Linked DNA regions of Homo sapiens: region 2 is linked to region 1. A link is an interaction called in ENCODE POLR2A ChIA-PET data of the cell type or tissue named here. Cell type or tissue: GM12878. All regions are shown on one strand. Each heading gives the region's core, and the rest is flanking DNA. Links, peaks and the distances in the headings are about the cores only. Region 1 overlaps DST (dystonin). Region 2 overlaps DST (dystonin).

Region 1 (5,393 bases), core at 249-5,248:
GGATAAATTAAAGAATATAATTACACACAATGATTGATGGCTTGTTAGTCATGATGACAACATATAAACTTCTGGATTTTTCACTTAAATGAGGCAGCTAGTATTTTTATTTTATGCCTTGAAAAACTGTTTTACCAACATGCAATAACAAACACCAGACCCAAGGATCTGTGAGGTAGTCAGTGATGCAGCACTCATACAAACACATACGCACACGGAGAACACTCCACAAGAACCCGGTGAGCAACGTGTTAGCATGTGTTTGATCACTTATAACACCTGCATGTGTAACACAACCAAAGTCATCAAATTTTCAGAATTTAAATTTGGAAGCACCAGCTCAGCTGGATATGAGTTAAGCCATACGCGATGGATGAAGCATGTTATTTTAAAACAAATGACTGAAGCAAGAATGGAAAAGTAGGAAAGAGAAAAGGAAAGAGGGGAGAGGCAAAGAGAGAGGTTGCCAACCTATAGTAGGCTGAGTAGTAGTAATTGAAGAGTTTGATTCCGAACGTAACATTTTACTCCCATGATGATGAACTAGAAAAAATGACACAGGATACCAATCACATTAAAGAATACTGTTAGCAGAAGAAGAAACAAAGTACAGTAGTTGAATATGCAAAGGGTGCTCACATCTGGCCTTTAGCACACATTTTAGAAGAAAAGTTGCATCAGGAAAAGAAGCACTCAAGGGATTGGCTCAATAAGAAAAATGTATTTGGAAGACTGTGCCACAGCCATGCTAACCTTCCTAAGCAACCCAACAGAACACTATGTATTCTGATTTCTTCATAAATGGAGTTGCATTTTACCTTAGGCTACATTATTTTCAAAATATAAAACAAACAGGAGCTTTTGTTCTTGTTTTACTTCTCTCGCAGGTGTGTCTTTGGCCAGGAGAGAGCAGGGCTACTGTATAACATGTATAACAATCCATGGTGGCCTTGGTGGAGAAGCCTGATGACTGATATGTCTATGTGTACCAGATGGTGACACCATCACCAAAACCAAGAGGCCCTACAGGAGGAAACCTGGGATCCCACTTGGTAGCTGAAGGAGACAGCACTGACGTGAACATTTGTTGTTTGCTAAAAAGGATTACAGTGAGCTCACAGGTAAAAGAAAATTATAACAATTTTATTGTTTTTTTCTTGGGGGGGAAGAAAAATGGGCCTACTGAGTAATTGGTACCTAATTAGAAATTGCAATCAAATGACCACGTGTAACGTAAATTGGTTGAGAACTTAAAAATTGACAGAAGGATCTCAAAACAGAAAAATTAAAAGCTAACTTAGGACTTGGGCTGGAAGATATGTAGAGAGCTATAGTATTATATGTTTATATTTTTAATGTTCTAATCTGCAACTTCAAAGAGTCAAGTTAGCATTGGATTATTATTTAAAAATTTTTTAATTATGGCTTTCCTCACCTGCTCTTCATTTCATAAAAACTTTGACCTTTAAACTTTTATTATCCAGTATTTTCGGTCTTCATCACCTCAATTTTCTTTTCTCTTACTTTGCTATGTCATAACAGACAAAATCCTTTCCTTGGTTGGTATAATTGTTTGGAAAATCGTAGATGTAAAAGTCTCCTAAAGAAAATGGATTCTAGTATTTCCCGCCCACCATATTTATCCAGAAAAAGTAAAAAAAAAAAAAAAAAAGAAAGAAAAAAATGAGAAGAATATGGTTTACATGACTGCCACAGGTTCTTTGGGAACTTTAGGCTGACAGACCAATGTGAAACATTCACTATTGGAATAAATGACCAAAATTATGCCCAGTATGTTTTGGTGCTGGATATAATATAAAATTGAAATACTTTCATGATGTTATCATGATAAGCATCTCCTTACCCCTGCAAGGATCATTTTTCACTAAGAACTCATCAAGTGCCATCCATCCACCTCCAACACGAACCATCACAGTACTCCGCAGGATCCGGACCAGTCGCAGTTGCTGGGAGTCTCCAAACTGTTCAGTGAAGAAAGAAAGAACCTCTAGTTGTCAATAATAATTCTAAACTACAGGATGATGTGCAATTTGCAGTAGCTAAAGCAACCGACTTTAATTTCTTGCTTAGTTCATAGCGATTAGTAAAATCTCAGAAAAGGGGGTTTGTAATGATTTGTGTTAGACGGCTGCATGCTGATTTAGCCCAAAGGAAACAGTTTGAAAAAAAAAAGATTACAAAGGTTATCAAGTATACTACCAAAGCTTTGGTCTAAAAATTATTTTTCTTTCTTATGACAGAAACAATATTAGTAAGGCAGTAATTTTAAAATGTTTCTAGGAATTAAACATAGCCATGAAAGTAAGCACTGGCCCACTTGCCCAGGGCTTATCCAAAATAAAATGATTCTAAGAAAAATTTAATAAGCTTTGATTCTTCTTCATTAAACTCTCTCTTACAGTAAAACCGTTTTCCACTGAACTCTGTGAGAAATCTTTATAAACTCATTTTCTTTTCTGTAAGGGCAGTTTTCACTTAAAAAGAATAAAGTAAATGAGTATGACTCATATAAATTTCACAGTCAACTAAAATTTCTGCATCCCTAATGATCTGGTAAACCAATTTGTTAAAGGCTGGATTAATATGCCATTTTAGATTACTGTAATATTAGAATAGCCAATGACACATTATTAATGATACAGCTGCCAAATCTAAAAGGTTTCTCTCATAGTTGTCTGTACCATAACTGTTGATACTAACAGGCAATCATCTTTTTCTTGCCCTTTCAATAGATCTCCAATAATGTAGATATGCTACAAATTCTGCAAGTCCTGAATAAATTTCTAGATTCCAGGTTTCTGATCACAGGTTTATGTTTTGAAAGCCTGTGAGAAATGATTTTATACTTTAAATCATTTCTAATAGGTTCATGTCCAACTCATAAAAACTACCAGACTGAATTTCACGGTTGTCATCCCAGCAGACAAGAAAGCAAAATGAACAGTCAATTAAACATAAATGGCTTCTTTGTAAAGCAGGTAACATACAATTGTGACTTTATTTGGGCTCATGATGGATAAACAGAAAACTCTAGGTAGAAAAAAATCTGCTACTTTTCAGTGTTTTAATACTGAGTTTCAAGAAGAAAACCCAAAAACAATACCAACCAAATCCCTCAGGATCCTAAAACTCAGAAGGACCTAGAAAGCATGTAAAATGCACCAGCAGGAACTCATGTGTTTTTCCATCAAACTTTTAAAAACCACTATTTCTAAATCTTTTTTCCTTAAACATTGAGACTTAAACTTTCCTATAATTCTTCCTGAAATGTTAATTAAAATTTAAAAATAAAAGTGTAAATTTATTTTGTTAGAAAAAAATTGGTGCCGCTAATAAGCAAAGGGAAAGGAGGGGATTTAAAGAAAATTACCCTTAAGGAACCAGATAATGGGACTAGATGATTTTGGTTCAAGATTATACTCAAAACAAAAGTTATAAGGAAATAACTAAAAGTTCCTTATAGAGATGATATTTCAAGTGTAATGAATACAAATAATTTTCTGTTTTAATTAGGCATTCTCCAGACAACTAACATCATCTTCAGAATTTCTCTAAATATTCCCAGTAACCAAATCACAAGACAAGAGAAAATAGACTAATGTTGCTGACTGTGCTTTCAGTGAGTAAAACCTTTTGAGGTATTTCTCTCATTCTCTCTGCAAATAAAAGATGCTCTCCCATTTGCTGACTCCGAAAATAGCAAGAATGGAAAAGTAACATTTCAGTATTATAGTATAACTAATGGAAGTTTTAAAAATCTATTCCAAGTAACTATTTCTATTTTAAATAAATTATTTGCTTGCAATAAATAAAGGTAATAGATAATTTGAAGCTTGAGATGTAATATGGCTTTAAAATGGAGTGGCAGAGTCATATCTAATGTAATATGGTCAGATACTATAGATAGCATGGTTCTTTCCAAAGTAAAATAAAATAAAATAAAATAAAAGCTTCATGAACATGTTTAAATCAAAACAGAGTATCTCCTTAGTTTCAAAATTCTGATCATGATGTAGTGCCACTACACAGGTTATACTGACTTAAATGTCAACATAAACATTTTATATTGACTTAAGTGCCAATAATATAAATATTCGATCAAGATGGCATAAAATGTGACTTTAAGATTCTGCATATATTATAGCGATAACTTTCCTCAAAAGGAATATTACTTAAAGCCTACTGAGTTAACATTTCTACTCAGAGATGCCAAGCCCCAAAATTGGTGATTTTGAACAAATGGCAAATAGCTTCTTTGGAGAGAACTTGTTACTTGTGGCTGAGTGCCAAGGAGACCTCTTGGCTCTCTGTCTTCCTGTGTCACTGCCTGAGGCTGATCCTTCTCAGCTACTGTAGACCGTATGTCCTAAACAGTTAAACACCAATGAGCCTAACACAGAGATGTGTGGAGAATCAAATTTGTGTTCCAATGAGTACTAGCATAAAATATATGCTCATATTATAAAAAATGGGAATTAAAAATTGCATTCGTAACATTGTAGCAAGCCAAGCTACAATTCATTATCTGGTTTGCTTAAAAGTAATCTCCTCATCTGAGAGACACAAGGCAAAAAGGAATCCTGGATCAAGGACCCTTATAGCGTTTACAGAAACACCACGCCAACCAACAATGTAGTAGCTAGGGAGACAGCATGGGAAAGATTGGCCATGGCAAGCTTTAATGACTATGAATTAAAGTTAAAAAAAAATCATCAGGAACTTGAGAATACATTCCACTGGTTTATACCTGATTTCCCAGGAAGAACTGATAAAAATGAAAAATGGAAGAAAGACACAATTAGTTCAACAGGAAACTTTCTGTATGACTCTAGAACATACACACATACTCACACTCTGTGCTTCTGGATGTAGTATCTAGTTTAGAGATGTGCAGGCACCCAGTTGTCCCAATTTCAAACCAAATAATCAGACTATTTTCTGTACACATATTTTTGAAAATCTTAGGATTTCAAATTTAAGTTAAAATTTTGAATACATTGATGATTATTTTTTTAAGTATAAAAATAAAAATAATATTTCATTTAGAAGTAGCACACTGTATTGGGGAAACTCAGCACATTTCTTATCTAGCTACTACATATAAGAGATGTTCCAAAAGAGAAAAAAAAAAATAGAGAAAGAGTAATGAAGTCACACTGTTCTTCTGTTTTGAAGAGAGTGAACCGAGTTAATTGAGATTTTGAATAAAAGCAAAAATTACTGCACAAGTGGAGAAGACATTATCCTCTCTTTTCATATTTATTAAAATGAGTCCATATTTTTAACTTTGTGGTTCTGGATTAGAGTAGCTTTCTTGTTTGAAATCTGAAAACTTACCTCTAATCATAACAAAATATAAAATAATATGAAGC
Region 2 (5,393 bases), core at 193-5,192, 280 kb after region 1:
TGAATTCTCTCTGGCAAGAGATCCAAGAACCCTCTCTTGGGGTTTGAATCTGGACCCCTGTCCTGTAACACTGAGACCACCAGGCTGCAGAGAAAGCACTAGTCTTGGTTTCTGAAGCTCATGACCTGGAGAGGACACCTGACAGAAAGGCAGTGTGGTAAGCACACCAGTTGAGAGAAGTACATGGCACTCACCATGTATGCAAGCACAAAAGAGAGAAGGACCAACCTCATCCAGGGCAGTCAGGTGGGGCTTAAAGGACAGGAAGTAGGGTAGCAAAACAGAAGCCAGCCATGTGTCAATTTCTCCACTAAAAAGAATCTCTGACTTAATCATTTAACATTGAAAGAGCCTTGGTTAGGACCCAACTCTTATGTTTCCCTACAAGGTTGCTTCCACTATCCCCAAGATACTGTCATTTTTCAAATGGAAGTGCTGACCACATCTCAGTCACAGACAGGGAGCTGGGGAATCTGGCTCTGTGATGTGATGTGAACTTTGGACAACTGATTGCAAACAATGGAAGTTCTGTGCCAAAGTCTAGCACTCATATCACATTTTCAGCAGTGATGTTCTAAGCATCCAGCAAAAAGAAAACAGAGTAAATGAAAAAAATTACTTCCTAGGTAATATCCATATTATTCCCATTAAATAACAACCAAGGCCCCTGATGCTAAATCCTCAAGAAAAAAAAATTAATAATATATTAAAAATCTTTATAATTCAAGAATAGAGTTTCCATATAAGTCACAAAATAAATTTAATCTATTATGTGTATTATATAAACTATTTTCTTCTTGGGTAAAAAAGGGTTAACAAAATAGATTTCTTCTTTTCTAAGTGAATAAAAACTGGTCCTATAGTTCAAGGAACATGAGGTAAAACAGATTCTATAGATAAATTGGCTAATTACTTACCAAAGCAGTATATTAAGAAAGCTGATTTAATCAAATAATTTACCTCTAAGTACAGAGGTACTTACTATACAAAGGTTCTTTTGATCAATGAGGTTTTGTTGTTGTTGTTGTGCTAGATGCTCAAAAGCACTGCTAATAACATGATATTTCGTAGGTACTACTGAGGTAATATCTAGGAATTATGATCCGTAACTAAAGTACATAAGATACAAAGACTAAATAACACACATAATTCATAAATTCTGATACTGTTTTCTAACAGGAACAACCTAAACCTCTTCTTTTAAACCATGATCAACTTAAATGAGTCCCATTCAAATACCAAAATATGCTCTTTAACATGAGAAGGCTTCCACAATGCTACAGGAATGAGAAAAGAGTTAATGTGAATTCTAAAGGCTTCAACTTTCTTCAAGAGAGCAACCTAGAGTCAGAGAATAATTTAAGTCTGGGAAGACTTTGTAAATCACACCACTTTCCATACACATTATTTCAAAAGGGAGTTATTTCAAAAGGGAGTATTCCAGATTACACCATCTAATTTTCCAATTACAAGTCTCATAATGGTTCTTTATTTCATTTCAGTTAGAGATGTCTAACACTGAGATTTATATTTAGAGCAATGTTGCTACAGCAACAAAAAGGGAAACTCATTCCTGTGATTTTAAACAATTGAACTTTTATAACATTCCTCTATTTGAAAATTATTTCATTTATAGATTAAGTTTTCAATAAAAATATATATTTATATCCCCCTTATAAAGTGTAACAGCTGAAAATATGTAACGACAATGAAGACAAAGAATAACAGAATTGGGGGGGAACAAATAAATGCAAAAAGAGTACTGATTATTACAATCTATATTGACTGGTTTTCAGTGAAATCCAAACAAAGCTAAACTCACTCAGTACCACACACGCAGTAAGTATTGAGATTATATAAATACATATTCTGTGGACAACAATAGGCAGGGGAGTTCTCTCCAGGGAGCCTCAGAAGTTGTCCTGATTTCAGTACAGGTTTTCGAAAGATGCCCGACAATCAGCTGAACTATCGCCATGCAAACCAAAGCAGGTAGTGCAACTTTCCCTTCCCAGTTCTGAAAACATGAAAGTGATAGTATATGTGATACTACTAACCCATACAGCACATCAGTCCCACCAGCTTTGCGTTCCAATCTTGATCATTTTTCATGAGCTGCCCCATCATTCTGCAGGAAATCTGTGCAGCAGTTCCCTAAACTCTCTCCGTACAAACTCTGATGTGTCAGAGTCCTGTTAACTTTCTATGTAGAAAAGAAAACACTGACTAGACACTCCTACTTGCAAGCTGAAAACTAGTCAACACCTCCTTTTAAACAAATATTAACAAAGCCAGACTCCTCTACTATTTTTGTAGGGGATATATACAACTGTTACTAAAAAGAAACCAAATTGTCTATTTCTTCTTTTCATTTTAAAGTTGTTCTTAAGAAGTCCTTTAAAAAAAGTTTTAATTCCCTTTTTTTGTTTTGCAATGAGGCGAACCAATAGGATGTTAGATTTCACAGCTGAACTAACTCATCACATTCTCTCTTCTAACACCCCAGGCAGAATTTCCCTGCAATAAAAATAAAAAAAATCCAGCCTAACTTGTTTAACTTATCCCTGATATGTGTGCTAGTAACATGATTTGGAAGGATCACCTTTATAGGCTAGACATACATCCTTCTGGGAGAAAACCACTTTTGGGTATTTCTTTATGTATGCCTTATGGATACATTTTCATTTGGATTTCACAATAATTCTGAGTTGGGTAGTACTGTCCTCAGTTTAAAGCTGTGAAAATTAAAGTTGTAGAGATTAACAATCTAGCCTAAAATTCCACAGCCAAAGTGGGATCTTAAGAAGTCTGATTCTAAACGTTTATGTCATCAAACAATAGAACCCCTAATCTAATAATGCAGGAAAAGCAAGGTGCCTCAAATTTAGGAGCACTTCACTTCTAAGTATGAATAAATGAATAATGAAAAGTCAAGACATAAGAACCCTTGTTCTAAACAAGCAAAAGACAAACTATCTTTGGCATTCTTATGCTTGTCTGAAACGTTAGACCAATAGACCTTCCTGAATAGAAACTGTATACATAGTTAATTCCAAAAAACAAACAAACAAAAATGATCACTACTTACTTCAGCAATAGAAAACCACCATTCAATCACACCACAATACTGCTGGATTAACAGTTGCCAAAATGCTTTAAAACATCTTTATATGATTTTCTAACCCTATTCTAAATATACTGTAAATGAATAAATTGTACCAGATCCTGCTGAGAAGTTCAAAGTATCTGCTTAGTAAATAGCCCTTCTCTTCCTATCTCTCCTTTTCCAATTATCTTTAGAGCCCTTGCCTCCGCTACACGAAAGCCTAAGCCTGTCTATTTCACTGAAACCAGGATAATAATAATAGCAAACACTTAGAGAGCACTTATTATTTGCCAGATGTTGTTCTCAATTACACACACACATATATAACACACACACACACTGCACATTATACTCATAACAATCAGTGAGATAACTTTCATTTACAGATGAAGAAACTGAGGCACTTAGAGGTTAAACAACTTGCCCAGGATCACAAAGCTACCAAGAGCAGAGAGTGCAGTTTGTAAAAGCCTACTCAACTTTATAATTTCATACTTAGGAAATAAAATTCTAACTTTTAAAAAATGAGTTAAAAATAAAAAGTAAAGCTTGGGCTGTGCATGATGGCTCACGCCTGTAATCCCAGTACTTTGGGAGGCTGAGGCAGGTGGATCACCTGAGGTCAGGAGTTCGAGACCACCTGCATGGTGAAACCCCATCTCTACTAAAAATACAAAAAATTAGCAGGGCATGGTGACAGGCACCTGTAATCCCAGCTACTCAGGAGACTGAGGCAAGAGAATTGCTTGAGCCCAGAAGGCGGAGTTTGCAGCGAGCCGAGATCACAGCACTGCACTCCAGCCTGGGCGACAAGAGTGAAACTCTGTCTCAAAAAAAAAAAAAAAAAAGTAAAGCTTGGCCCGATTGTTAATGGTGGGAATCCACAGAAGATGGAATTTACCTTCTGAGCTTAATGACTCTAAAGAGTGGAGGGAGGGGAGCTGCAATGCTTCACTAAGAAGTTACATCAGAATTTAAGGCAGGGATGAGATTTCTGAGTTTAAGGATCAGATGTGAATTTTAAAAGATGGAGAAAAACTTTGAAAAAGGCTGTATCTCAAAAAAAAAAAAGGTAAACATTAAGTGTTAGAGTTGTGTAGAAATAATATGGAGGGAGAAGAAAGGACGCTAGTCAGTTTCCCCATTACTGCCTGGAAATAGCTCTGTGGTACAACACAGTAAAAATATTGCAAGTAAACAGCTGTAAGATTGTTGGTATTATAGACGAAAGAAGGAAGGAATAGTTGGGATCGTTGAAAAGATCAGTTCCTGAAAAAGATGGACAATGGATGGTTGGTGAACAGGGAGCTGGGTGAAAACAAATCAAAGAGGCTGCACATCACCACCCTGCAGAATCCCATCTCAAACCACCTGTGAGCTATCAGCTCACACCCAATCATCAGCTGACAGCACTGCCTCACTCTAGTAACACCTCACTTGCCTACCTGATTTGACCTTCAACCACAGAAATCTCAGCCAACATTACTTGGTGACTGGAGGTTGTAGCTGCCACGTAGTTGAAATGGGTAATAGGAAAAAGTCCCCACTCTCATTTTAATTGAAAAATCTTTTCAAATGTTCATTCCCACAGGAACATCATTATGGTTTATTTCTATTAGTATAGACGTACAACTGATGTTCATGTTCTAGTCAATCCAACTTTCATCCACTCATCTGTGACTTATCTCTGTGGAAGGACAGACTTAGAGGAAGCTACTTAATAACTCTGAGCCTTAGCCACAGTCCACTCCCCAGCCACTCGCCCCTCCACCCTACTTTTGTTAAAAGGAAGGTCCTTACCAGGAAAGTTATCAGATAAAATTATTCATCATTAAGAAAAAGTTTCCAAAATACTTTAGGACTCCATAGGTGAAAGTATACAAATGCTGTTATTTCCACGTAATTTCTTAGCTTAGTCACTACTGCAAAGTCCCACATACATAAAGCCTACAGTTGGTCTCACAGTAATAAATATTGTCTGCCTCTGTTGTGGCAACAAAAGACTCTCATGTTGCTGCATGTACAAAGAAATATTGTAAGGTGTTAAGAAAAGCTTTCTTCTTGCACATTTCAAGAGAAGTGTGGAAATAACAAGTCCAACACACAGCTACAGTAAAATCTTTGGATTTATACTACCTGGTAGTACACGAAGAAATTATACAATATTAGAAATAAGACAATTCTTAAAACAAATGGAACCATTTAAAAATATAGAAAATAATGGTTTTAAAATAGTTGGGTGGGAAGAATATTTCAAAACAAGTCATGAACCAAAAAAAACTAAACA

The links. ChIA-PET counts read pairs that join two places held together with the same protein. Peaks named below come from ENCODE experiments on the same cell type or tissue, not always from the same donor. Only the 100,000 strongest peaks of a DNase experiment are listed, where the experiment ranks them.
Region 2: POLR2A ChIA-PET joins it to region 1 with 14 read pairs; 2 of 35 experiments call an interaction of 5 or more read pairs at or near these places.

What each region holds. Positions count from the first base shown.
Region 1 is chr6:56,464,214-56,469,606 of GRCh38, forward strand. It overlaps DST (dystonin), which reads right to left. Exons shown (of 104, transcript NM_001374736.1): 98 at 4,769-4,786; 99 at 1,865-1,982; 100 at 472-543. Among named protein-coding and RNA genes, the nearest start is that of COL21A1, 220 kb to the left of the region's middle. In GM12878, for the core only: no CTCF peak of the experiment used is centred there; no DNase peak of the experiment used is centred there.
Region 2 is chr6:56,740,214-56,745,606 of GRCh38, forward strand. The region is part of intron 4 of DST (dystonin); the gene reads right to left. Among named protein-coding and RNA genes, the nearest start is that of DST-AS1, 100 kb to the right of the region's middle. In GM12878, for the core only: no CTCF peak of the experiment used is centred there; no DNase peak of the experiment used is centred there; H3K4me3 peaks cover 1,370 bases; H3K27ac peaks cover 1,557 bases.